7 separate regions of the Homo sapiens genome follow, and all the other regions are linked to region 4. The links are chromatin loops, found by intact Hi-C in ENCODE. Cell type or tissue: endothelial cell of umbilical vein. All regions are shown on one strand. Region 1 has its middle 19 kb from the start of PRSS23. Region 2 overlaps ME3 (malic enzyme 3). Region 3 holds the start of PRSS23 (serine protease 23). Region 4 overlaps ME3 (malic enzyme 3). Region 5 overlaps ME3 (malic enzyme 3). Region 6 overlaps PRSS23-AS1 (PRSS23 antisense RNA 1). Region 7 overlaps ME3 (malic enzyme 3).

The links. Peaks named below come from ENCODE experiments on the same cell type or tissue, not always from the same donor. Only the 100,000 strongest peaks of a DNase experiment are listed, where the experiment ranks them.
Region 1: it touches region 4 in a loop (10-fold over the local background); 80 of 110 quality-filtered maps call a loop at or near these places.
Region 2: it touches region 4 in a loop (6-fold over the local background); 7 of 110 quality-filtered maps call a loop at or near these places.
Region 3: a loop joins it to region 4, with 6 times the contacts of the local background. A loop is called at or near these places in 82 of 110 quality-filtered maps.
Region 5: a loop joins it to region 4, with 7 times the contacts of the local background. A loop is called at or near these places in 79 of 110 quality-filtered maps.
Region 6: it touches region 4 in a loop (8-fold over the local background); 12 of 110 quality-filtered maps call a loop at or near these places.
Region 7: it touches region 4 in a loop (6-fold over the local background); 6 of 110 quality-filtered maps call a loop at or near these places.

What each region holds. Positions count from the first base shown.
Region 1 is chr11:86,817,124-86,821,123 of GRCh38, reverse strand. It overlaps a transcript of PRSS23 not described here and the pseudogene MOB4P2. Among named protein-coding and RNA genes, the nearest start is that of PRSS23, 19 kb to the right of the region's middle. RefSeq lists a silencer at 2,303-2,597. In endothelial cell of umbilical vein, a CTCF peak has its summit at 2,453 (motif pointing right); a DNase peak (open chromatin) is centred at 2,483; H3K27ac peaks cover 1,837 bases.
Region 2 is chr11:86,535,470-86,539,469 of GRCh38, reverse strand. All of the region lies in intron 4 of ME3 (malic enzyme 3), which reads left to right. Among named protein-coding and RNA genes, the nearest start is that of ME3, 140 kb to the left of the region's middle. In endothelial cell of umbilical vein, a CTCF peak has its summit at 1,699 (motif pointing left); a DNase peak (open chromatin) is centred at 1,679.
Region 3 is chr11:86,800,525-86,804,524 of GRCh38, reverse strand. PRSS23 (serine protease 23) reads right to left here and starts at 3,983. Exons shown (of 2, transcript NM_007173.6): 1 at 3,874-3,983. In endothelial cell of umbilical vein, a CTCF peak has its summit at 1,757; DNase peaks (open chromatin) are centred at 694, 1,674, 3,004, 3,174 and 1 weaker place; H3K4me3 peaks cover 2,602 bases; H3K27ac peaks cover 4,000 bases.
Region 4 is chr11:86,606,498-86,610,497 of GRCh38, reverse strand. The region is part of intron 2 of ME3 (malic enzyme 3); the gene reads left to right. Among named protein-coding and RNA genes, the nearest start is that of ME3, 64 kb to the left of the region's middle. In endothelial cell of umbilical vein, a CTCF peak has its summit at 1,942 (motif pointing right); DNase peaks (open chromatin) are centred at 1,937 and 3,237; H3K27ac peaks cover 2,483 bases.
Region 5 is chr11:86,457,987-86,461,986 of GRCh38, reverse strand. All of the region lies in intron 8 of ME3 (malic enzyme 3), which reads left to right. Among named protein-coding and RNA genes, the nearest start is that of CCDC81, 85 kb to the right of the region's middle. RefSeq lists an enhancer at 1,486-2,014. In endothelial cell of umbilical vein, no CTCF peak of the experiment used is centred here; DNase peaks (open chromatin) are centred at 1,226, 1,826 and 2,796; H3K27ac peaks cover 3,865 bases.
Region 6 is chr11:86,917,673-86,921,672 of GRCh38, reverse strand. It overlaps PRSS23-AS1 (PRSS23 antisense RNA 1), which reads left to right. Exons shown (of 4, transcript NR_187135.1): 2 at 1-437. It also overlaps a transcript of PRSS23 not described here. Among named protein-coding and RNA genes, the nearest start is that of PRSS23-AS1, 19 kb to the left of the region's middle. In endothelial cell of umbilical vein, a CTCF peak has its summit at 1,885 (motif pointing right); DNase peaks (open chromatin) are centred at 2,082 and 2,472; H3K27ac peaks cover 2,340 bases.
Region 7 is chr11:86,522,218-86,526,217 of GRCh38, reverse strand. The region is part of intron 4 of ME3 (malic enzyme 3); the gene reads left to right. Among named protein-coding and RNA genes, the nearest start is that of ME3, 150 kb to the left of the region's middle. RefSeq lists an enhancer at 1,536-2,735. In endothelial cell of umbilical vein, no CTCF peak of the experiment used is centred here; DNase peaks (open chromatin) are centred at 1,367 and 1,937; H3K27ac peaks cover 2,997 bases.

The DNA of each region.
Region 1 (4,000 bases), 210 kb before region 4:
ATGTACAGATCACATAATTAACATTAATTATGTACTGTATATATCATTTTAGACACATCAATCATGTATCCATATTATAGCTTCTTCATTTAGTATAAGTTTTTGTATGCTGGGTTTGCCTTTTAAAATGGGAAATACTTTTTAAGTTATTCATAAGCTGTATATTCACCAGTGTGGCACTCATGGTTTTAGAATAAGATTAGTACTATCTGTTTATAATGCCTGTTAATAAAAGAATTTACAGTTGGGTAAAATTGCTGCTAAACAATCATTGGATCACAATCCTCATCAAACATACCCATCTATAAAAAAAATTGAGCGAGAGCTTGAGGTTTCACACAAGCCCTTTACTAAAGAGGTAGAAATGTTTTTCTTTGTTTCACCCTGAGTTTAGATATCCTCAAAAATTCTATAGTACATAGATTTGTCTTACCTGTTAACTTTCCTCAAATGAGATAAAGTGTTTTAAAATTCTGTTTATAGTTTTTGATATGCATATATAATTATGTGTATATCTAAATACAAACGCAAATAAAGCGTTAGTAATACTTAAATAATTTTACTGTGCTACATAAAGTATAACATACTTGGAAAGGATTTACCTTTCTGCAACAATGGACTGGTACATACAGGATGATGATAATGATAAGGCACATAAATGATGTTCCCACTGGAAACCTGCCCTGTCCACTCCTCATTTCCCTTAACCTTATCCTCAAACTACTTTAGCTGAGAAGCTTTTCATGAGACTGTGAGTTAGTGGTGGCTTATACTTATTTATATTTGTATTAATTGCTTACAGATTATACCTCATATTAGCAATTACATTATACTACAAGAAAATGTATTTGCATAGGCTCTTGCTTATCTTTGTTTTGCAAAATTGTCCTTCTTAGAAAACAGTCCTTAAAATTTTGACTCTTCCTGTTAGTAATTAATCTTTCATTTAACCAGCTAGGCAGCATTAAATAAAATTGAAGAAATACTGTAGTATTTATTTTACACCCCCTCCCCACAAAGTTTATGTTTGAATTACATGCACGTGGGAGATTATTTGCAATAATTCATAGGTTCCAAGGGTGTTGATGAATAGTTATACATTTTTTGGACTTTGTTATAATTCATTGTGGTAAGACTGATTCAAATGCAGATTTATCAATCTTATAATCTATTGAATGCCATTTTTGATAAAGCACTGGAGGTCTTATTGCCAAACTGATTGTAATGAGGCACTAAGGATGAAAACATTGTACATGTTGTGAAGAAAGTACTTAAATGCAACTTTTGAACAGATTTAACAAACATGAGGAACTTTTTATATTTAAAAGAGTTATTGTGAAATGAAGATGAAAATGTATTCATCTTAATTGTTTTTTCAAATTTAAGGGAATAATTTATACCATATTTTGAGACAAGAATGTACAGCAAAAGTGTGGGGAACAGTAGTATACTGAGAGAGTGTCTATACACAGTGTATGCCTTTCCAAACCTGCCAGTCTTTTTGGCTTTGAACAGTGCCCACCAGCCACAGTCATTACTGTTCCCCAACCCCCACTATCTCTTAAGAAGCCTTATGTTCACAGTGAAAGGAATGCTGACTTTGAAATTATGGGTTTATATTCATGTCACTATAAACCAATGGGAATGGTAATTTTTAAACAAACTTGCTAAATATTGAGAGACTAAACTAAGTTAATAAATTATATATAGCAGTGTAGGTGTTCTCTCTCTAAAAAAAAATGGAGCCAATAATTGGCTTTTTTCTTATTGAAAAAAGTTTTGAATTAATAATGCATCTTGCACTGCGTTTCTTGGTTCTGGTCTAATTGGTGCAGATGGCCTGGACCCAGAGTTCTGCAGAGTGTCAGGTCTGTGATGCTGTCTGGGTCTCTCGCTGGCTTTCTACAGAAACTCAAAGGTTTTTCTCGCTATTTGGATGATGCTTAAGTGTCTAGGCCAGCGAGTCATAGCCTTAGCTACCCAAAAGGAGCCAAGAAGTCTGGGTCTGACTGAGGCCTATGGAGTGCTGACTTGTTATATGGGTGAGAGCATGGGACTCCCGCCCAGCAGCATTCAGCATTCCTAATTGGCATTTTCAAGACACAGCATTGCCTGTAAGTCATCCTGTGCCACCAGATTACCTGGCACCACTCCAGTAGGATGTTAACAGAGGGAAGAAAGTAAGGAGTTGGCAAAGTTAAAAACAGCACAAAGAAAAAAAGAGAACAAACTTGAAAGAAGGATTTCACCACCATCATTAATGGCATGTATTGATTAACACTAAGCGTTTGTGCCACTTTGCACGTTGCTCACCCTCATTCAAAGACACTGTCTTTGGAAGCCCCTCTCTGCAAATGGGAGAAGGTGTGGAAAAGATCAAACTAAAAACAAATTCAAAGAAACCACGAGTTGCCGATGAGCATCTGGGAAATAGTCATAAGTTAAATAAACCACTAGGGGGCAATCCAAGAATGAGCAAAAGTCAGTCCAGTTGGCAAAGAAGATGCCTCGGGGAAAGATTTTTTTTAAGTACATTTTCCAACACATGAAGAAATCTGAGATCGTTTAGTCTGAATCTACAGAACAAGGTGATATTTCAAAATTTTGATTTATTTTTTCAAGTTACGTGTTGATTTAGAAAGGAAAGGTCTTTCTAAATGGTCGGAAACACTTACTAAATACAAATTGATCAGAATCATGTTATAAGGAAAAACAATGGTTGAAACAATAGTGTGTCTTAAAAATTTAGATTCCCACCCCAGGCACTCGAGAAACTTCTGAATGTTGGCCATTCAAAATAGATTTCAATTAATGATACATATGATGTGGCACAGCATAAAGGAAATCTGAAAATATTTGGTTAGCATGTATAAATGAATCAAATCACACATGATTTGTTTTATACTTGTACTGATGATACAAAGTTTTTAGGTATGTAATACAGCTTTGCAGATATGTGCACATATTTTTTTCTGGTGTATCTTCTCTGCAGGTAATTTGGTATGTGCTAATCAGTTGCTAACAAGGATCAAATCAACGATTAAGCCTCTTCATCAAGGATCAAACAACTCTTGTTCTGAATTTGCCTTCCCTGAGGCTCCTGACTCCCAATCTGGAGGCATGGTTAGTTGCTCCACTCACGGTAGTCTTATGGCACCTTGCTATTAGTAGAATAAGAGCATGAACTCCCAAGGCAGACTGCTAAGATATGAATCCCATTTCTAGCTGTGTGTTTTTGGCAAGTTACCTTGCTTCAATTAGCCCCTCTCTGACATGGATACAAAATCAATGCCTACTTCATAGGTTTGTAGTGGGAAGTGAATTAATTAATATATGTAAATCATTCATAAAAGTGTCTGGCACATTACAGGTACTCAATACATGCTTGTTGGTTTCATAAATGAATGATCTGATACTTGCCTGAACACAACGTAAATTCATTACAAGAACAAATTCATGAAGAAACTGCAGGATTCTTGGATGGATTTTCACTGGCTATAAAAAGTCAACTGGCCAGTGGCAAACAGGAGAGCTGAATAGTGATACTCTTGAAAAGAAACTCTAATTGGTGTTCAGGTCCACCAGACAAGGCTCTTTGTCTTACTTCTAGAATACGGTGACAATCCATGAGCCAGAAATAGAGGTATTTCAATAAAAGTATAGAGTTTTGTCTCAAAAATGCCAGCCAGCCATTTAGAAAAGTTCTATCTGCAGTCACAGAATTGCTCACTTTGTTTTTTGTCTTTTCAACCATAGCTATCTAAAGAGTTTAAAAATAGCCACATCATTAACTTAATTCTCTGGACAGATTGACACATTTCAAAAGAAAGAGTTTTTAAAACAGTATCTAAAAGGAACACCATATAAAAAGTTATAGGAAGTTCCAGAGTCAGGAAAAACATGATCCAAAATATACTATACATGAAATAGAAAGCATGAGGGAAACAGAAGCCCACAGTTAGAAGGCAATAAAAAAAATCACAAAAAAAGGCTTTCTTGC
Region 2 (4,000 bases), 71 kb after region 4:
TTGAGGAGTTTACAGCTCAACTGAGAACAATTCTAAGCCAATATAAGCCAATGTGTGAAGTGTGGCATGGGTTGTCTAGTTTACTTTGCAAGTAATGAGGTAATTCATTATAGGAGGAAATCCCTCCATTGAATTGTTGGTTCTTAATCTAAACCTTGAGAGAAGGATTTTGATTCACATTGGGAAGATGGCCCATCAGAATCTCTGGCATACAAAGATTTACTGGATGAGTTCCAAGCAGGAGAAACTGCATAGGCAAGGCTATAGGCTGGAAAAGCCAAGAATCATAGACTCTCAGGATTGGGAGTGTAAGGGACACTGCTGGTTGCCCCTTCCTCCTTATTAACAACCCCAATTTTTTCAGTTATCCATCTTCCTCCAAATGGTCACGCACTTTGAGGGAGTCTTGGCCCTTCCCAGAATCAACCAGTAGGTCTCAAATCCAAGCCATCATAGTGTTGTGGTTCCTTGTCAGTGATTACTTTAGGTGTAGATATATGACCTAATTCTGGTCAAAGAAATGTGAGGGTGATTTGCCACAGGACTTCTGGGAAAAGCTTTCCTCATCACAAGAAAGCCCCTCTTCTTCCCTGGACATTTCCTGGGTAATGGCTCCACTGGCCAGGGTAGGGAAGGTAAAGTTGGATGTAGGGCAAAGTGAGGAGTTTGGATTGGGTCAGGGATCATGATGCACTTTCCAGTGGGGTAGACTCTAATTTCAAAGCAAGTTTTGAGGATGTTAATTCTCAAGAGGACTAAAGAGGAGAGCCCACAGGGAACTACAGTACTAACCGAAGCATGAGGAGGGAAGAGCCTGATGAGTTCCTAGATGTGGAAATGAGAGATGGAAATCCAAGAGGCCAAGAAAGAGGAGTCTGTGGTATGTGAGGGTGAGCTGGATGTGAAGGTAAAAGTGAGAGGAAGAATTGTCAGATTGTGAACTGTGTTGTGGTGGACTGACGGTTGTGGGAAGTTGAGCTTGGGCTCCAGAAATGGAACAATGATTAAAACAACTACTACCACCTACTTTTACTGAGTGGCCAGTACTCAGTAAAAGATAATAAAGTTGTCTTTATTATCTTTGAATCATACAACAGTCCTAGGAGGTGAGAGTGCATTATTGTCCTTAGACAAGCGGTTCAGAGGAGGCAGAGACTTGCCTAAGGCCATATGACAAGCAAGTAGCAGTATTCAAACCTGAATCTATTCTATTCCAACGTCTTTCCTTGTTCCATATTGAAATCCCTCAATCCTATATTGTTAAAACTCAGCATTTCTGAATTATGTGTGTCCCCATAAATATGCTCCCTCTCCCCAAACAACCACAAGAAAGCAAACACATTCCTAAAGTGAATGAAATCAGCAACAGGTATCTGCAGGAGTCTATGTGCATCAGTCTCAGGGCTAGAGTCCCTTGCAGGGACATGGGGTGAAATGGATTTGTGAATTTCCATGCCACATCAAGGTGCCATGTTAAAGAGCCTCAGCAAGAAAGCCAGGGCTTGCACCTTGGGCAGGTTCTTCAGACCTGCACAGGCAGAGCCTTGTAAGTACACACCAAACACTTCATGGAGCTCCTGCTCCCAAGATGCCCCCTTAAGTAGGTGTCAGGATGTTTAATGGCCTCCACATTTTGAAACCTCCCTGCACAGCTTGTGGAGCACTCTAGCCAATACAGATGTTACTTGTGTGCCCCCTGCAGCCCACTCCTGAACACTCCTAGACAACTCCCTGCACTGGGTTCCAAGACAGGCTGAGAAATTGCCTCCTAAGAGGCCTTTGAAAAGAAAGATCTCTTCAGCAAGCCTGACATGGGAACAGATGGAATTGATTAGCTTTTAAGAGACCCTTGAGCTCTGCATTTCTGCAGCTTTGCCTTTCCTAGTAGCATACACTGAGAGGTTCATGAAGCTATAAATTAATCAGCTCAAATCAAGGCCAAGGGGAAAAATGACTCCCTGCCCCACGGGCAGGGCATGGGCACAAATCAGTGGAAATGACAGGACTAGAACTCAGGCCTCCTGCCTCTTATTTCAAAAGTCTTTACTCCTCTCCATTGTGCACAGTGATAGTTATTCCCTCCACTATTTGAATCAAACTTAATTTGCAATTATTATATTTAATGCATATTTAATATTATATATAATATTATATTTATGTAGCACTTCGAACTGTTTTTTTTTATTATACTTTAAGTTTTAGGGTACATGTGCACATTGTGCAGGTTAGTTACATATGTATACATGTGACATGCTGGTGTGCTGCACCCACTAACTCGTCATCTAGCATTAGGTGTATCTCCCAATGCTATCCCTCCCCCATCCCCCCACCCCACAACAGTCCCCAGAGTGTGATATTCCCCTTCCTGTGTCCATGTGATCTCATTGTTCAATTCCCACCTATGAGTGAGAATATGCGGTGTTTGGTTTTTTGTTCTTCCGATAGTTTACTGAGAATGATGATTTCCAATTTCATCCATGTCCCTACAAAGGACATGAACTCATCATTTTTTATGGCTGCATAGTATTCCATGGTGTATATGTGTCACATTTTCTTAATCCAGTCTATCATTGTTGGACATTTGGGTTGGTTCCAAATCTTTGCTATTGTGAAAAATGCTGCAATAAACATACGTGTGCATGTGTCTTTATAGCAGCATGATTTATAATCCTTTGGGTATATACCCAGTAATGGGATGGCTGGGTCAAATGGTATTTCTAGATCTAGATCCCTGAGGAATCGCCACACTGACTTCCACAATGGTTGAACTAGTTTACAGTCCCACCAACAGTGTAAAAGTGTTCCTATTTCTCCACATCCTCTCCAGCACCTGTTGTTTCCTGACTTTTTAATGATGGCCATTCTAACTGGTGTGAGATGGTATCTCATTGTGGTTTTGATTTGCATTTCTCTGATGGCCAGTGATGATGAGCATTTTTTCATGTGTTTTTTGGCTGCATAAATGTCTTCTTTTGAGAAGTGTCTGTTCATGTCCTTCGCCCACTTTTTGATGGGGTTGTTTGTTTTTTTCTTGTAAATTTGTTTGAGTTCATTGTAGATTCTGGATATTAGCCCTTTGTCAGATGAGTAGGTTGCGAAAATTTTCTCCCATTCTGTAGGTTGCCTGTTCACTCTGATGGTAGTTTCTTTTGCTGTGCAGAAGCTCTTTAGTTTAATTAGATCCCATTTGTCAATTTTGTCTTTTGTTGCCATTGCTTTTGGTGTTTTGGACATGAAGTCCTTGCTCATGCCTATGTCCTGAATGGTAATGCCTAGGTTTTCTTCCAGGGTGAACTCAAATACAATGCTGCCAAGTGCCCTGTGCAACAGACAAGGCAGCCCCCTTCCACACAAGGAAATAGACAATTCAGGAAATTCACTGACTCCCCAAACCTGTACAAATAGAGATATAGCTGAATCTAGGGTTGGAGTTTCTATTTGCCTCCAGGACTCTTTCTGCTACTAAGCTATAAACTTCCAGTGGTCAGGAGACAAATTTGTTTGCTCATCATTTTATACCCAGCAGCTAGCACAGGGCCTTCCATACAGTTCTTGTCAGATGGAAGGAAGGATGGATGGAAGGAGTAGTGGATAGATAGAAGAAGTTTTATTTTTCTGATGACTTCCAATAGAATCCTAGAGGAGTGAGCTTCTATTATCCATGGCTCCCTACTTAAAGACAGAGCTCTAACTCTATAACTTTGTTTAAAATGCATTGCATGTTAAATTTTTAAAACATGAATGTAAAAAGTAAATGTAAAAAGTGTAAAAATTCCTTTAAGGATCTTCAGCAAGAAGACTTGCATAGGGCTTAGTGGGCACTCAGTAAATGTTTCTGAAACTTAATTGGATTTAAATGCTAGGATGGCGAGATAAAAGTACTTTCAAAAAGTTTCTGTTACCAGGATAAAGGATAGACTTTATCCCTTATTTGCAAAGTAACTTTATCCCCAAATCCAGCCTATCAGCTGGGGAGAAATCAATAGCTAGAGTGAAATGA
Region 3 (4,000 bases), 190 kb before region 4:
ATAAGTCCTAATTTCTATTAGTTTGCAACTCTGCTTCCAAGTTCTCCACATTACTAAACCCTATTTACTAACTTGTGTGATAAGACTTTGTTCTGACAGCATTATATATCTTGCTTAAAGCTTCCATGTAACGCTAAAAGTTATAAAATTGCATTTAAAAAAGTTTAATTCAGATTTAGAAATGAATGCAGACTTTTAGAAACTAATGCCCATCAAATTACTTCAAACTGATTAGGCTTAGATATTTTTAAAATATCTAATCAGAAATTAGAAGATACAGCTGTGGGTTCTCAAGCCCTTAAATGGGTTTAAACTGATGTCTGTATTAAAGCTACAAGCTTCTTAAGTTGCTTAGTCCTTTACCAAATGTTTATTTAGGGTGCTTTAGAAATTCTTCTGAATAGCATCCTCAACCAGATGATTGCTTTAGCTGGTCTTTTTAGCTCTGGTCTTTAGGTCCAGGATTCCCTAATATTATAATTTTCCAGAATCACGTAAGTCCAGGTCAGGGACGATGCTGACTATAGTGTCTGTACTATCATTTACTTCTCAGGACCATTGATTCATGGAATTATGGAGGGTGGAGGCAAAGGAGGGGGAAAGGAAAAGGAAAAGGAAAATGAATCATGCTAATTTCTCATCTATCTGGCAGACAAGATTTCCCTGATCAGTCTGCAACAGGACCACTGTTTGAGAGAATGATTTAACTCCTATAGCAAACAAGTGCTGGGAGGGAAAACCTAATCCTTAGGTCATATATTCTCTATTGTACAAATTGTGACTCCAGCAGAAGGCAGCTTTCAAGAACTGAGTGGAGGGATGGCTGTGTGTGTATGCTCTTAAGACAGGCCCCAAAGAAAAGCCTGAGGGGGAAACAACCCTCCTGTCCATTAAGGGTCTTTCCTGAGGCATTCGCAGCCTGCCCTGACTCATCCGCATTAATAAAACAACAAATGATGCAAAACTGTGATGCTTTAAAATTAGGTTGGTGGATTTACATTCATTTCTCAACTCACATGATAATGGAGTAATTCCTTAGAAGACAAATAATTATTGTTACCATCTGTATAAACCCTGGGTAAGCCTGTGCTATACCTGTTTAAGTTTACTTAAACATAAACACTCATCTAAGGTATAAACAGATGTAATGAAAACATTCATAATCCCACACCTGGAAAGGTAACTAATGAGTTACATGATTTTAAATTCTCTCTCACCCTTATAAATGAATCACCTTATCCTTGCAGAGCTGCCTGGAAGACTCACACCTTAAAAATGGAATGAAGATTTTCAAATCTCACCCTTTTACCTAAGTCTGGATGAAGAAAATTTAGGTCTATAACGTTTCATTTCTAGGAATAAACTTTTGCTGAATAAAGATTCCTGGTATACATAAATTATCTTTTAAGGTTTCCAACCAAGTGTTTCCGTGCATCATTTCACCTAACTGGCAGGGAAGAATGGAAAATGAAGGTAAGAAAATATTTTTTCACCATGCTTAGTAATACAGAAACTATTCCTTTTCCAGCTTTGGGTATCTGATTCATAAATAGGTTACACAGTCCACCCTCCATCACTCAATATGAGCCACTGTCTGAAAATATTTATACTTTTTGAGGATGCTGCCACTTCATAGGCCCTTGGTGGTGGGACTTTGCATAATTAACAGATATGCAAACAACAATCTCTTTGGAGACTGGATGCAGTGACTACTGTCTCCTGCACGGCACCTTAGTCTTGAAAACTGCAACAACACAGGTCTCCTCAAGAGGGCCACTGTTTGAGAGAATGATTTAACTCCTATAGCAAACAAGTGCTGGGAGGGAAAACCTAATCCTTAGGTCATGTATTCTCTATTGTACAAATTGTGAATTCCTGCAGCCGCTATAAACAGTAATGACAGAAAGAAACGGCAGGAAAGTTTGCAAAGATACAGGTTTTGGACACCATTTGGAGAGATGACAAAGGGTCTTCCATGGAATCAGTGGTCAGTGATATGGAACGGTGAAATCATGCTAAATCCTAAAGCAAATGCTTAAGAATGAACCAAGCTCTGTGAATACTCTGCAGTCGGGCTTGTTCTCGTTTTCCTGAATCACAGACCCTATTAAGGCAAAACAGACCTAATCACATAATCGTTTAAGAATTACAGTCTTGTACAGGAAACTACAAGGCACTTACAAGTCCAAGCAACCCTAAACACAATCTTGTGGTCAAATGAAGTTTAGCCTCTTCTCTATCGGATTTCAGGTAAACTAAATTGAGCCTGGGACAAACCTGGCAGAACAAGAACAGAGTGCAAAAAAACCTGCTAATATTGAGAACATGAGAAACAAATTCCCTGGAGTCTGTGGGAGTTAGGCATGAATAATGCCTGGTGGATGAAATCCTAAGGGATCTATGAGAAGAGTTACTGGGAGAACCTGAGACTATTAACCATTGCAGACTGGGGACAAAAATGTTCTCAGATGCATTAATGGACACTTATGCTACAACCAGAAAATGCATCCATGTTAACCATCCAGCTGAATAAGTCGTCAGTGTTACAAAAATGAGATCCATATTAGGCACCTTGGAAAAAGGCTTCCTTCCCAGTTCAGGCACAGGAAAGGACAAGTTACCGCTTGACTTTATTTAACTAGGAAAACTGCAAGTGAAACAACCTTTTCGTACGCAGATGGGGTGCAAACACTTTCACAAATAAACATAGTGGCTTCTGGGGGCATTTTCTAAGTTCCTTCTCCCCACTTCACCTCCAATCCACTCCTGACAGACTTCATGGTAGGCACGGTTATAAACCTGTCACAAATACTCGCATGCACAAGTAGGATCTTGAAACAACATGCAATAAATATCCTGATACTACTTTGACATAGGGCTTTTGACCACAGCTGACCTCATCTATAAATTCAATTCTTTCTCACATGACCATGTGATGAGGATTCTGGCACTGGCCTACCTGTTCCTAAGGAGTGCACAGGGAGCCCTCAAATTTAGTTTCAGGAGCTGAGAGAAGCAAGCCCTATTCCAATACCTACACTGAGCTGCTTAATTCTTACTGGTGTCACCCAGTGGGCAGTAAAACAAACAGGATTTTTATCAGCTGCTTTCTCCTGAGGTGCTGGAAAGCAAACCTAATTTGTATTCTGGAGAGGAGTGGTGGTGTTCCTTCATCTGAACAAGTCTTCTCCCGCTCCTTTTAAAACTTTAAAACTTTTATTTAAAAGTTAACTCGTGATGAATGCCTACAGGCAGAAGAACTATTTGCTTACAACAACTGTTGTTAGTTCAGACTGTAGTGTCTAGGGTTAGCACCCCCGGAACGCACACGGACAACCACTCCGGAGAAAAGATTCTATTTCCCAGCCTGTATTTGCTGCACTTTTGCACTTCTCTTGCTTGCTTAGGTGTGTTCACAATCACATGCCCAGGGTTAAAACTTAATATTCAGAACTTGATGGAATCCGGTATATGCAAAACTCAAGGAAAAGAAGTAGTGGTGGTGGTGTGTTGGGGGGGTGCATGGGGGTGTAGCCATCGCCCCCGCCGAAGGACAGCTTGCCGAGAGCCGGCTCTCTCTGCTTCCCAACCAACATCCTGCACCCAAGACAGCAGGATCTTCTTTCCCCATCCGTTTCATGGGTGACACTGCATGAATCCAAATGACCTGCAGCCCCCGCCGTCTCCCCAGAGCTCCTTCAGGCCCCCAGCCCGTGTCCTGGAACCCCGAGGACTGCCCTGGCGAAGTCCTGCGGTGCCTCCGGCAGCCCGCAGTTACCCTACCCCGCGCATACCCGGCCCTTTGTCCCGCTCCTCCCGGCGCCTCGCCTCTCCCGCGCCCGGGCGGATGCCCCAGTCGGTGCCCGCACTCACCCGCGCCGAGCAGCCCGCCCGGGCCGCGGCTCGCTGCGCCGCTCAGACAGGTGTGGGCGCCGGGAGAGAGCGCGCGGCTCCCATGCCTGCCCCGCCGCACAGCCGAGTGCGAGCAAGCTGGCGAGCA
Region 4 (4,000 bases):
CCATGGCATATGCACTGATTTCCACATTTGCTAAATTTTTAGCACTATCCTCCCCATAATATCTAGGCTCAACTTAAATGCCCCTTTCTCCATGAAATATCAGGAGTAATGGTTCTTTCCTTTGAGGTCTCAAGGTATTTAGTTTCTGCTTGCAGATCACTTTATTATAAAGTATTTCAGACACAGGAAAAAATATAACGATAATATGAAAAATATCCATATACCAATCATCTAGTTTTTTAAATGAAACATTATAAATACATCTGCTGCCCCCTCTATTCATCTCTCTGGTCATGTTCCTTTCATCACCCCTAATGTAATCACTGTCATAAATTTGGTGTTTAATGATTCCCTTGCATGTTTTTACACTTCTACTACACATGGAGGCATTCTTAAAGTATAGCCTTTTGGCATATGTTTAAACATGTTAGACATTATATGAAATGTATGTAGCCTTCCTCAACTTCCTGACTTCTAGGATGGGTCTGATGATAGTTTATACCCTTGAAGGGTTGTGAGGACTAAATGGGTTAACAAATGCAGAGCGCATAAAGAAATGCCTGGTGCATAATGTGTTGAGTAAGTGTTAGCTATTATTATCATTATATTTATATATAATTTTGCTTACTGTGTTTCTAGAGTTATCCATTTTATACATTTGGTTTTAGACCATTTATTTAGCATTCCATCACATCAGTAAACTGAAACTTACTTCTCCATGCCTATGTCGAAGAACATTTAAGTTGTTCCCAATTTTTTGCTATTACAATTTTGTAATCAATATTCTTGTACATGTCTTTGTAAACATGGGCAAGTTTTCTGGCTTAAGAGTGCAGCATTGCTGATATATATTCTTCAGTATGTTTTAACTCACTTCTGACTAGTATACTAGGGTTTGGTTAGGGGTGTGTGTGTGTGCATGCATACATATATGCACACTTATGATTCATAGCAGATTGTAAGCTCCTTGAAGACAGGCCTAATTCAATCATTCACTGATTCATTTAGCAAATATTCATTTGGCACCCAGTATAGGCAGTGTACAGGTCTAGGTGACAGGATGCAAAGATTAAATGGCACAGGCTATCTCCCAGAGCTTTTTCTGCTCTGGAAGACATACTCAGGACACATGTAGTCAGAATCATGGTCATTTCAGAGGGTAAGGGACTTGGTTTTCACTGAATATTCATGATGGACCAGGCACTGTATATACACTGTCAATCAACCACACATTAATGGCACCACTTACTACTTGGGTACCTGGGACTACTCATTAATCTTGCTGAGTCCTGCACCTCTGATGAGAAAGCACTATTTTATTGTGTTTAAGAGAATAAACCTGAGTTCAAATCCAGGCATCACTACATGTCAGCTGCATGACCTTGTATGAAGGATTTAACTTCTCTAAGTTCTTGCTTCCTGGTCTGTAAAATGGTGCTAACTATAGAATCTATCTAAAAGGGATTTATGAAGATTACATGAGAAAAATGCCAGTAAAGTGTTTACACAGTGCCTGACACATAAGAGCTCAATCATTGGTGGCTATAATCACGATCATGTCAATTGTTATCCATTATCCAAAAAAATACGTGCCTTTTTAGAAGTAAGTATATCTGGGAAGTCATTATGGAATTTTTACTTTCTTCATTGCACCAAGACTTACCAGTGAATTATCTTATATACCAGTTAATTATCTGATATACCAGTTACTACCTCTTCTATATGAATGCATATTCACAATGTATTTCATCTCAGCCTTACTGTATTTAGAGAATAGTAAAGTTTTACTTTATTTTTAATTTTTTCAACCAACAGATTTTGCTCTAATTAACAGAAAGAACCGATAACTCCTTGTATTCATCTTGACTGCCCTCTGGACATGGGCAGGTTTCCAAGCCCACAAGTTCTGCCAGCAGCTGCACACTTTAACCTCTAGAGGGAGCTGAGAGGGAATTTGAGTCCATTGCTCTGACTGAGCAAAACGGCATTTAAATTACACCTGAAAACATCACTATCCACTATTGAGAGTGCATCCTCAGAGAAAAATCCTGGGATCATTTCCCCGAATCGATTCAACATTGCCCAGATTGCTTCCATCTCATGCATACTTTGTTTTAGTAGAAATGGGCTTCATTACAGAGTGGTCTCCAGCTCCCCATAGTGGCCCCTCCTAGTAATTTTTTCTAAATTAAGCAAGCGTGCGTGGACTCAAGAGGTACACGGCAGTATTTCTTGGCTGCTTCTTTCTCCCTCTGCAAGAAACAGGAATAACATTTCATAAATAATGAGCTGCAGCTGAACTTTAATCTGCTAGATCCATTTAAAAATGTTTGGAACCTTCCCTGTCTCTCTAAGAATTACCTTCTGGATTTTTCTGGCTTTGTTTTTTGGTTTCTTTTGCATTGTAACCTTATATTAAGGAGTATGCTGCTTATGTTTAAATTAATCAATTCTGAAATAAAATGTATTTACTTTCTCCCCAAACAGTAGCCTGGTGCCAAGCATGTGGGAAATACCTCATAGGTACTTCTGGCACCCAGGGGAGACATGGCATGATCTGTGTCCCAACATGCCAGAAAGAATGATTCCAGGGCCCCATTCTGTTTCTGAAGGTCAAAAGGCAGATAAGTGCCCCCCCAATATCTGAAGGTCTATCATGTCGAACGGGGAGTAGGCGTATTCTGCATGGCTCCAGAGTCCGACCAAGGACGTATAAGAGAGTTCACTGCGAGATCAACTTTTGCTCAATGTAAAATATGTGTATATAATATATATATATATATATTTCTTTTAAAAAAAACACCGACTTCCCTATCTCTAGATGTGATCTATTGGAAGCTGAAAAAAAACAACAAAAACCATCTATCAAAGAGATTGCAGAAGGGAGTGGGAAGTACCTTCCCTCTTAAGTCCCCTCCCACTCTAAGATTCTGCAAGACTTTACAGGAAGGACTTACTCTCCTAGTTTGCCTTTTTTCTGATGATATTCACCAGGCTCTATTTGGATATTTTCCCCTGAAGTTTAAAAAAAAAAAAAAAAAAAAACTATGCCTCTCAACTCATTGTATGTATATGGGGCTATGAATCAGAGAGGAAGAAATGACCACCAATGAGTATGGTGGGAAAAGGGAGGGAGAAAGGGGTTAGGGAAAATTTTGCATGCCTGAGAACATTGAAGGATGAGAGGAGTTAAAGTTCAGCCCCGCCAGTATGTCTGAAATATCCCAGTTACAGCCAGGATATCCCAAATAAGAAGTAGCACCATCACATTTGCAAGTTAGAAAGATCACTCAGAGGAGAGAACAGATTGGTAGATTTCTTCATGGCTGTGAATGTGTTAAGTTGATGGAATTGTTTCAGGAAGCAGTGCTGCACTTAGTCATAAACTCAGCTATGAAAATAAGCCTGTACCTCTATCCAGATCAACAACAGTGACAACAACAACAATAACAAAACCCACAATGTGTCAATGAAAATCAGGCTGTTGGTTTACAAGAAATGTAACTCTATCTCCTCCTGTTGGTGCTTGTTGTTGGTTTTCAGGAAAAGCCTAGTTTGGCATTGAATCCTGAATGAATTTGCTGAAAACAGCAACCTCACATATTTACATTTGTTTCTCCTGGTGACACATGGATTAGAAAAAGAAGTAGGAATGATTAAAACAGGAAGGGTAAGCATTAGTTAACCCACAGCCAGATTTTCAAGACAAATAACATCTAAATCAATACCAATCAACCAACCAAAGACACCACATCCCTCCACTGAAATTCCTCCACTTTTCTGTACTGGGAGAGTTATAAGCACCATGGACTATTGGTCACTTCCCAGTATGCAATGAAGGATTTTCCCATTATGCCCATGTAAGAACATGAGTCCTGATCAGCATCTGGTGAACATCACTCACTGGGGTTGTCAGAAATATTTTGGAAGACTGTCAAGCTCATGGGGCCAAGGGGGATACCTGGTGGAATGTGAGAGCACTAAAAGGGCCCTGAAAACA
Region 5 (4,000 bases), 150 kb after region 4:
CAGGCAAAACCAAGTGGGATGGTTTTCTGGGTCCCAGAGCAAAGAGAAGAAGGACTTCCCATTCTTTTCTCAGAAATTCAAGACTAAAGCCATCAATCTAGAACTCATGAGGACAGCTGGCAAATAGTGCTGGAATGGCAGGAGCCCTGTAAGAACCAGCCTTTGATCAGCTCAGCCTGATGTTTAGGTGTGACCATATCATTAACAACCATAAAGAGGTGGGCAGGAGCATGCGCCACCCAGATCCTCCTTCAAGGAAAGACTTGTTGCCCAGCTGACAGCAAGGCTGTCAGCACATCATGCAGAGCCTCAGAGAGAGAGAGCCACCTCGCCATCCCACCAGGGCCTGGCCTCACCCAGTGATGAGGGAATATGAAGGCTTAACTATTTTAGCCCAGTGCAGGACAACTCAAGCTCCCCATGGAGCTGGCTGAGGCTTTGGGGCCTGCATCACAGCTCAACTTCCCTCTCAACTCATTCTGCTTCCTTCCCTTCCTTCCCACAAGGGCACTTCCTAAAAACATCCTGAACACTCCAATATAACTCAGAATCTTCTTCCAGGGGACCCAAACTGTACCAAATAACATTTTGCATGCACACAGAACTTAAGGTTGAAAGTGCTTTTCATCCTCACTATCTTACAAGTGCCTGGCAACATCCCCCCCTCCCTCACTGGGGGACAAACACAGCTGTCCCACGTCACTAATGAGGAAACTGAAGCCCAGGGGGTTAAAGCTTGCTCACGGCCACACAGCCAGACAAAAGACACAAAGCTGGAACTGGAACCCCATTATGTCTGATTTGGAATTCTCCACTCTCTCCATGGCATCAGGCTGCCTGTTGCTCCTGCACGTGTGAAGTGGTGGAGGGTATCTTCTCGTTAAGGATGAAATTCCAGACCCTGCTGAAACAGTGTGGGTGTCACTGCTCCCTGGCATCCTGCTGCTGTCATCCTGCCCTCCCCATCGTTCCCATTCCTTCCTCTAACTCCTACAGAATGCAGACCTGAAGATGAGGCCCACAGTCACAAGCTGGTTAGGGATGGGTCCAGGCCAGAAGCCTGTGATGTGTGTTCTCATTGTTAAGCAGACAATGAGAAGACTGGTAAGGAATTCCAGGACTAATGAGCCAACATGGCAGATACAGCCCATGCTGCAATGGTCCCCCTTTATCTCCAAATACAAAGTAAGGAGCAATGCCACTTAAGACTACAAGCCATGCTCATAATGGGAGAGGAGCATCTCCATGCACAGAACCACAGAGGGTTGGGAGTGAAGGGGTGAGAGGGAGTGTGGGAAGGAGGAGGAAGCGATGCAGAATCATAGTTGTAAACAGAAACCAAATCACACCACACGTGGGAGCTGGAGACAGATTCTCAGAATCTTCTTGGGAACCACACATGGAGGGGGCTGGAATCGAGCAACCCACATGAAAATGAGACTAGGGTCATGCTACCTACTCTGAACACCAGCCTAGCCTCACATCCTCAGTGGATAGATAGAATTCAATCCTCGGGAGCCCCACTCTACTGATCTCCCAGAGGGCAGGGCCATGCCTGGTGCAGAGCAGGAGCCTAGGGCACATTATTTGACTGTCTCCCAACCAGTCCCACTGTACCATGTGCTCAGAATCACTGACCCCAAGGGGCTGGGCCTCTGAAGCCCGAGCACTTGAAGGGAAGAGAGCTCCCCAGGGCTTCTCATCATCTCTGCCTCCCACCCCAGCTCAGACCCACATAAAGCCTTGGCCCAGGCCCAGGCTGGTCCTTGGTGATCAGAGCTGCCAATGCACTGACTCATTGCTGGCAGCCTCTCAGGAATTTTGGAAAAGGCAGAGGCTCAGGTGACTTTTGTTGTTTCAGCTGGGACCAGAGAAGCATCTCTGCTCTTAGGGAGGAAAGAAAGGCCTAGAAGGGGAAAGGCAGTGGGAATGGTCACACTGGGGACAGGGGAAGGAAGGAGAGCCACACAAGGGGCCAGGTCCAGGGTGCTGCTGACCCAGTTTCCGTGGGTCCCTGGCCTCCACCTGCAAGCTGACCACACAGCATGGCTGGAGCCAGGAAAGCCCCACTGGCTCATCAGCTCTGCAGCTTCCTCCACCTGGCCAGCCTTCCCTGGACCTGCATTGTCCACCAATCCTGCTAAATCTCCAGGCCAGACGCCCATAAAGGCTCCTGTGTGTTATGTCAGGCTATTAGCACCCCCTGTGAGTCCAATGCTTAACAATCAGACATTTCACCAAGACAAGCCTAGGTCTGAATCCCCATTTTCCTGCTTTGTGGCTTTGGACAAGTGGCTGAAATTCTCGGTACCTTCCTTTCCTTATCTGTAAAATGGACTTAACAGTTTTAACAGCCACAACTGCTCATCAGCTAGTACCACCAGAATGGTCAGGGTTTTTTTATAAGGCCAGCATCTGTTATGGTTGGTTGCAGCCTATGCCAATTCCTTGCTAAGTATTTCCAACACCCGTTTATGGCACTGAATTGTTGTAAGGATTGAAGTGATGTATAGGTAGGGACAGGCATGTAGCAGTACTCAGTTCATGGTACCTATTACTATAATCTCTGATGCCTAATAGGCTCGTGACACACAGATACGGGAGGGAAGAAGGAAAGAGGAGACTTAAGGCAGAGATTTTGATGGAGGTGAGGAGAGGGCCACATGTGAGCACAGGACTGGGGAACTCTGGGGAGAAGAGAAGCAGGGCCCCATCTCACTTTTCTCCCCTTTCCCACATATTCCCTATTATTCCAGCCCATTGTATTAGTCACTCTTCTGTGAGTTTTCTGCCAACTCCATGATTTTGAATGTGCTGGTCCCTCTGCCTAGAATTCTCTTCCTGTTCTTCACTACTTTCTGTTTGTCCATAAAGGCTCATTTCACTTCCCCCAGGATAATGCATCCAGGGCCAAGCCACAGACTCTAAATGATCCCACTCTTCCCCAGGATCTGGGAGTGACACTGGACGGTGGTCACCCACTTTACAGAAGGCTTCAAAGTGAGCCAGGGGTAGGGTTCTCAGCCAAGAAATGCAAAATACATCCCTGGAAGATAATGACCTTGTTGGAGAGGGAAGGTGTGGGGGACTTTGCACAGGCTTCAGATGCCACAATAGGGAAGAGGCAGACAGGCAGGAATGGCTGGCTCATCTCTGAAGACCGTGCAGCTCGTTTGTCTTGTTTACAAGATGCCAGGGATTATTTCCAGCTGTCGGGGGTCAACTGCCCTCTCTCTCACCCACCACCACCACTACACACACTGAGTAGCAGTTCTAGGCCTTTCCTTGATCTCTCCCCCTGCCATGAAACTTCCCCTGGTCTCTTTAACCTTTTCTCTCCTCTGTTCCCAAAGCCTTCCTTTTCACTAAGTCCTGTATTCTGAGGCTGTTCTTCACTTCCAGGGCTGTTCCTAGTCCTGAAGTTCATGTGGATCTCATGTATCTGGCTCCTCCGAGATCTCCCCTTTTAGCTGTTGCAACAGCCGAACCTCCAGAGAAGCCAAGAAGATGATCATCATTCCTTCTGGTTCTTTCCAAATTGTGGCAAAACAGGCCTAACCCTATCTTCTCCATTGGCCAGAGAAGTGCCCTCTAGAGAGTCCAGGAGCTCCAGAAAATTCCCTTATGACACAAAATTGCACTGAAGTAATGTAGAAAGCCTTTGCTTGGTGTCCAATAAAGGGGAATCTGAATTTTTGGAACACTTATGCTAGCAACTCCTTGAGAGTTTTATTTGAGAACAAGACTTTTATTTGTCTTTATTTATTCAAGGCCTAGCCCAGAGAAGGCCCAGAACAAACACTCAGCACATACTAATGAATAAATGAATGGCAGTATCTACTGTAGAAAGGTAATTCTTATGGATCGTGGAAGCAGGTGTGGCCTCATAGCAGAGGTTGTTCTGTCCCAATAGGGATCCAGGCCTCCAAAGCCACCGTGGCCAGACCCTGACAGAGCCTAACTCTTTCTGTCCTTCTTGCTGCCTGGGTCAGAAGTTTTC
Region 6 (4,000 bases), 310 kb before region 4:
TGTTCTGATTCAGATCATCGGTGGGATTTCACTGGGAAATCTCCCACTGGGCAAGAGTAGATGATGGAGGAGGAGAAACAGTCACTAGAAAAAGGTGATACTTTGTATCAAGAAACAATTAAAAATTAGATCACATCCTGAAACATTAAGCATATGCTCCTTTGTGAGGCTTGCCTGGCTGAACTTGAACTGGATTGAGTGAATAATTTCTTAAAAACAATCAAAATCACAGATTTATTCTATTTTAAATACTTATATTTACTTATATTTCATTCAGAAATTAGTTAACAAATAATTTTTGAGTATCCTGGGAACTGTTCTAATCATTAAACATGCAAGTTTGAAGAAAGTAAGGATGAATCTGCCTGCGTGGGGCTCTCAATCTAGCGAGAAGCAGATAAGAAGACAAATGTCAGGGAAGATCACACAACCTTCAGGTAATATTTAAGCTGAGACCTCACTAGTTGCTAAGACTGGATTTCAGAGGTCAGGTTTGGATATACAAAATTTAGGAGCTGGTACATGACATTTAAAACCATGGGAATGAATGAGATTTCCTAGATAGAAAGAAGAAAAGAATATTGACATTTAATGTTGAACGGAGTAGGAGGAGCTGAACAGGGAGACCAGGAAGGAGCAGACAGTGAACCTGGAGCATGAATAGGAGAGTGGGTGTCATGGAAGCCAAGAGAAACAAGAATTCAAGAAAGAAAGTTTCTTACTGTAGCAAATGGCGCTGAGAGGGAAAGTAAGGCCATGGAATGATGACAATGACAACAGTGACGAAGGATCATTGAGTATGGTATCATGCTGACATTTGTTTCTACCCAGGCTAGGTCGTTACTGAGGGGTGGTAGCTAAGACAGGGTGGGTTGAACATGAGGAAATGAAGACAGAACATGAATTTTTGGAAAGTTTGGCTACAATGGGAAGTAGAGAAATGGGGTAATATCTGGAAGGGGAGGGAATTGAGTCAGTAGGGTTTTGTGTTTTGATTTTACGGTAGGGCATCTAGATAGATCATGTTTATGTACCTATTCCCACTCTGTTCTCTCTTCCTGAAGAGTCTCCTCTGGCAAACTCCATTCTGTAAACGTCCGTATTTAAGTGTCCTGTTCTCTGTCAAACATTCTTCCCAGGCCTAGTATGATGTTTGTCCCCAGGCTTCCATGCCATTATGTGTACACATTATCTGCCATAAGCTTACCTTATTGCATGGCAATGGAAGTTTTTCCTCCTTCTCTCTTCTTCATTAGACAAGAACAGGGTCTTGAAAAGTAGAGACTGTGTCTTCTCAAGTTCGGACTACTGGCACAGGTAGGTGCTCAGAACTTGGCACCAGGAAGATGCTTATTAAATATTTGAAGAACAAATAAGTAAATGAATGAATAGACTAACTGAGTTTGAAGGCAGTGCTATGGCAGATTTTTCTTATTTTATGAATGGAAAAACTATGGCATAGAACAATTTGGAATCTGATAATTTTACAAATTCGTAGGAGTGCTGGAAAACAGTAAAATCTTCAGTCTTGCTCCTTGAGCTGTTGCCCAGGTCCCTCTCTGGGACTGCACTAGCAGCCCTAAAAAACACCTGGGGCTGATACCCTCACATTCACACCAAACCGCAGACCTCACCACAGAAGCACAGGCCTTCACGCTGGCGTCTGCAGTCTACTTGTAGTTTGATTTTAGCAACATTGGCCAAGTTGAGGCTGGGAAGCAGCTGGTGAACAAAGGGTGGATGCACTTTTCTGAATCTAGGGGGAGACCAGGTTAGAGCCATGCTAAGTGAAGCTGCTAGGGTAGGTGGGCCAGGCAGGGGAACAGGCAAAGATACCCTTGGCTCCCTTAAACTTGGGCTAGAAAAAACAAAGACATGGCTCAAGGAGAACCACAAGGTGTCACTGTTCATCCTCAGTTAAACAAACACTGATTTGGGCAGGGACTTGAGAAACACTGCAAAGAACTTTATTTTGCAGATGAAGAAACGGAGGCCCGGGGAGGTAACATGATTTGACTAAGATCACGTAACAACTTAATGGCAGAACAATTATGAGAAACCAAGTCTCTTAACTTTCAGACTGGCAGGACCACTTTCTCCCATTGCTCCTATGAGATGGCATTTTGAGATGAGGAGTAAGCCTTCTCTACAATCATTCACTCAAGACAATGGCTTTCAATTAGAAATAGAACAGAAAAAAAACAAGAGAGAGAGAAGAAAAGAATGAAAAAAGCGCAGCATTCACTCTCACATGTGCCTTATTCAAAGTGCTGGGCTAAGATGCCAGTGCCCACAACGAGAGAGTGGCCCACAGGGCCTCCGTCTGTGGCAGGCTTGAATACCCGAATAGAAAAGTATCAGGTAAAGGATTTCATTCTTTTTATGGCTCCAACTTAAAAAGAGTCTGGTTCCCAAGGAAAACAGGAAGCCAAGTTGCTCAGCAAAGAATTGGCTGAAACCTAAGTAGGACCCAGATAAAAACATTTGCTGGATGGAAGGATGTGGGCAAATTTCTGGGCCCCGCTGCTTGGGGATGGGAAGCTATGAGGCAGAAGACCCTTTGTGAAACAGTGACCCGTGCACCAGGCATTTTTGCGGATGTCTGGAAACTGCGAGGCAGTGGAGGAGTCATAAGTTAGTTGGTTTTTTAATTCCAACTAACTTTACTCCACCAAGTATCTCAGGAGATTTCGCCTATGCTCTTTGGCCTGACTCCCACTAGGCCCTTACTCCTTCCATGGTGGCTTCTACTGGAGCCTCTTTCTTAGTTCCCAGGTTATTAAAATAATAATAAATTCAAAGAGCTTTGTTGTTTTCTTAGGTAATATAATTAATATGCGCTCATTACAAAAATTCAGATACCAAGTAGCAGAATGAAGAAAATAAAAGACATCTGTAGTCTCTCCATTCAGAAATAACTGCTGTTAGCATAATGCTGTATACATTCAGGCTGTTGGCCTGTGGAACACCTGGTATATGTCCTCGGCCCTGGGTTTACAGCTGTAAAGCTGGCACACACTAATCTCAGCTCTCACAGAGCCTACATTCTAATTGTCTGGGAGAGACAGACAATAATATTTTGTAAAAAAGTAAAATATATAGGATGTCAGATTGTGGTAAATGCTATGAAGACAGAGAAGGGGATGGGGATTTTAATGGTGGTGAGGTGGCAATTTAAAAATAGGATATTCAGAAAGTGACATTTGAACAAAGATCTGAAGCAGATGTGGATATCTGGGAGAAGACTTCTTTCTTTCTTTCTGTACATAGACAATAATGCAATTATAACATAAACAATATATGAATACATCTTTGATTTAAAATCTTCAAATAATACAGAAATATATGGGAAACAAGGGAACAACCTTCTCACCACCCTCCTATTACCTTCTCCTCTCTCCCAATAAGCACTTTGGCAATGGTGTGTTCCCTGCCCAAGCTTCATCTCTGCATTTACATTCATTTCTGTATATACTGACACAATAGCTTTATTTTATTTCCTACGTAAATGAGCTCATCCTTTGTGAAGGTGATATCTTTTTATTTTCAGCAAAAAGAGTCGTCTTAACATTTTCTAAAATTCAAAGGTATGTGAGAGCTATAGGCCTCATTACTAAAAATGAAATAGCTAAATGTGATTGCTAAGTGTGGGTAAATGTTTTACTTCTTCCTTTGGGCTAATAATCTAGCATATACTGAATTCTATTGAAATAATTTGTTTCTGCCTCTGTCTCTGCTACTACACAGTGAATTTTTTGTGGCCAGGGAATTAGGTCTTCGCATCTATTAATTTCCTGTGCTTGGTGCAATGCCCAGCATGTGGTGTTTGGTAAATGAATAGGCAATCAATTATACTTTCATACATTACTGTGGAAGGCTTCCAATACTGGGTGAGATATTGGCTGAGATCAATCATCTGCCCTAATGTGGTCCAATCTTTTCTCCATTGAAATATCTATGTCACTATGGGACACAGCCACTGTGGGATGATAGCCAGGAT
Region 7 (4,000 bases), 84 kb after region 4:
ATCTCCTGGTGTGCCATTTGCTAAGACTGTTGGAACAGCGCAGTATTAGGGTGGGAGTGACCCGATTTTCCAGGTGCCGTCTGTCACCCCTTTCTTTGACTAGGAAAGGGAACTCCCTGACCCCTTGTGCTTCCTGGGTGAGGCAATGCCTCGCCCTGCTTCGGCTCATGCTCGGTGCGCTGCACCCACTGTCCTGCATCCACTTTCTGACACTCCCCAGTGAGATGAACTCGGTACCTCAGTTGGAAATGCAGAAATCATACGTCTTCTCTGTTGCTCACGCTGGGAGCTGTAGACTGGAGCAGTTCCTATTAGGCCCTCTTGGCTCCACCCTCTCCTTTTTTTTTTTTTTTTTGAGACAGAGTTTTGCCCTTGTTGCCCAGGCTGGAGTGCAATGGCACGATCTCACCTCACTGCAACCTCTGCCTCCTGGGTTCAAGCAATTCTCTTACCTCGGTCTCCCTCGGTAACTGAGATTATATGCACCTGCCACCACACACGGCTAATTTTTGTATTTTAGTAGAGATGGGGTTCACCATGTTGGTCAGGCTGGTCTTGAACTCCTGACCTCAGGTGATCCACCCACCTTGGCCTCCCAGAGTGCTGGGACTACAGGCGTGAGCCACTGCACCCGGCCTCTGTGTGTTCTTAAAGGTGAACTGAATCTTTTGTAGGCAAAATATAGTGGGTCTTTTTTTTTTTTTTTAAACCATTCAGCCACGTTAGCCTTTTGATAGGAGAATTAATTCATTTACATTCAAAGTAATTATTGATAAGTAAGGACTCACTACTGCCATTTTTTTAATGGTTTCCTGGTTATTTTGTGGATCCTCTGTTCCTTTCTTCCTCTCTTGCTGTTGTGGTTTGACTGTTTTCTGTCAACATCAAAAGTTTCTGTTAGAAACTTTTCTTCAAAGAATTAGGTATTTGAATAGAAATGTATCAGGCATTGTGCTCACTACTTTTCATATATTATCTTTAATTGTCACTGCTCTATTGGAAACATTTCATTGCCCCTATTTTACAGATGAGAAAACTGAGGCTCAACTGTAGTCATTTGTCAAGGTCACTACTAACCAGATGACCTAGAATTTGGGTCTAAGTCTGTCTGACTGTCTGCTCTGAAGCTTCCCAATAATATCAATGTTTTGCAAGTTGGAGTGGGTCTCACTGGAACTTATCCCTGACCAGAGACACACACATCTTTTCTCAATCATTTCAAAGCAAATACTTTTTTGGCCTTTAACTTTCCTGATCTTGAATGTTCTGAGATTCCTTCCTTTCGAGGGATTTGTAGTTTGGAGGCGGAACTTAGTCAAAACAACACATTAGATCAAATGTGTGCTTCTCCCCTTCCCCCTGCTTAATTGCATCTGATGAGTAATCCTTTCAGACATATAATTCCAGGCACTTAGCTGTCTCTTACATTTGCTTCCAGGGATCATGGTCCCTGAAGTTTAAGCATATGTTTTCCCAGTGAACTTCTGTGCACTTTGAAAACTGCATTCTGTTCTCTCTTATTAAATTCCAGCTTTCATAACTAATATGCAATGATAGCTCCAGAAATGTTTATCTGGTAAATTAAAGTGGGTGGGGTCTTCCACTTACAAATTACTTCAGGATAGGACTCAGATGCCTGCCCATAGAACTGCCTCATAAATGCTAGCATAAAATGGATTCGAGCTTTTACAATTTCAGCTTTTTCTTGGTTTAGGGGACTATTATCTTGGTGTATCTTCACAGGGTTCTGAGCTCCTAGCCTATTTCTTAAACTGAGGCTGCAGATTTATGATTCAGTGGAAAAAAATGTGTGACTACTTCTCAAACCTGCTTTGGAAAAACAAGCAGATAGGATGTTTTTCTCTCCTTATCTTGTAGTTACATGTAAATAAATGACTCATTGGCTGCGCCTCTGAGTCAGGGGGACAGTAATTTCAGAATCGCAGGTTTGATGATTATTTGCTTTGGATATCAAATGTTTGTATTAGAACAGAGACACATTCCAAACAACTTACTGCCCAGAGACCCAGATTCACTAGAGGCCTTCTAGACGTCAGGAAGGTGTTTGTTTTATAAAGTGGAGGCATGTGTGGGTCTGTGCCATGTTCACAGCCATAAAAGAAAGTGAAGAGTGTTAAGTGTGACTTTTCAGGGAAAGGGGCCTAAAGCCTCTGATTATTATTTCTGAAGGAGTAAATATTTTAGTAGAAAAAGAAACTTCTTTGTACCAACTCTCTCTGAGTTTCTTGGCACATTTTAATATTCTAAGTAACAGCTGAAACTACATTAACTTTCTCTGTTCTAATTGGAAACATCTGTGACTTGTGGAATTAGAATTTTTAGATTCTGAAGTGATATTCTATTTGGACAGAGGTGTCAATTTCAGCTGAAATTTCCTTCTATTCCGCCTTTTTTCCCCCTCCTGATTATAAAATGTTCAGTCAGCTAATGATGTGATGGAGGTTCAAGGCCTTCTTCATCAGCTTTTCCATGTACTCACGATTTTTAGTGAAAATTGCATGTATACTTCTTCAGCTATTTGCACACCTTATCAGCATTCTTCTTATTCAAGAAGAACAGATGGAGAAACTCTTTCAACTCTTGGAACTCAACTGGAACAATTATTTTCTGCCAAAAATAAAATCTCATAATCAAAAAAGAGGATAGAGCAATATCTGAGATTTGCAAATTCCAGGAAGAAAAAAAAGAGTACAAACAATTAGAAACCTATTTCAGTTTTTCTCTGTGTTAATAGAAGCCTGTCTTCTATAGGGCTTAGTGTTTTACAATCATCACCTGAAACTCCAACAAGAAAGGCAAGAAGGCACAATGGTTTCTTACCTGCTTTCCCTTACTACTTTGCCAACTTACCTCAGTGATATTACCTCATTTTATTGAGCTTCGTTAATCTCAGGTGTAAATGAGGACAACAACATATACCTCCCAGACTTGTGGCAGTAAGTAAATGGCATAGCATTTATAAAATGTTCCCAATGGGAGCTAAATAAATGTTGGCTTCTTTTTTTCTTCTTTCTTACTTTTTACATATGGCAACTAAGGCAATAATGACATGACTTGCCTCAGTCCAAAGATCAGGTCTTCAAGGAGCCAACAGTAGGACTGAGGTTTGCTGGTTTAACACCTTTAAGTCTCCCTCCATAGAGTTTGGCAAAGAGTGAATTGAAGACTACCAAAAAGTCATGAAGGGCAAAAGACTGTGGGTGATATATAATCAACCTCCCAGACCCCCTTCCCCCCGGATACCAAAATCCATGGATGCTCAAATCCCTGATATAAAATGGTATAGTATTTGCATATAACATACATATCCTACAATATACTTTAAATCATCTCTAGATTACTTACTATATCTAATACAATGTAAATTCTACGTAAATAGTTGTTACAAGACTTGGAACCAACCCAAATGCCCATCAGTGATAGACTGGATAAAGAAAATGTGGCACATATACACCATGGAATACTATGCAGCCATAAAAAAGAATGAGATTGTGTCCTTTGCAGGGATATGGATGAAGCTGGAAGCCATCATTCTCAGCAAACTAACACAGAAACAGAAAACCAAACTCCACATGTTCTCGCTCACATGTGGGAGTTGAACAGTGAAAACACACAGACACAGGGAGGGGAATAACATACACTGGGGCCTGTCGGCGGGTCAAGGAGGGGGCGGGGTAAGGGAAGGGATAGCATTAGGACAAATACCTAATGCATGTGGGGCTTAAAACCTAGATGACAGGTTGACAGGTGCAGCAAACCACCATGGCACATGTATACCTATGTAACAATACATTCTGCACATATATCCTAGAACCTAATGTAAAAAAAAAAAAAAGAAAAAAATAGTCATTACACTACATTTTTAATTTGTGTTATTTTTTACCATTTTTTTAATTGGCCTTTTTTTCTTAATCTGGTTTTTTGTTTGTTTGTTTGTTTGTTTGTTTGAGACAGAGTCTTGTTCTGTCACCCAGGCTGG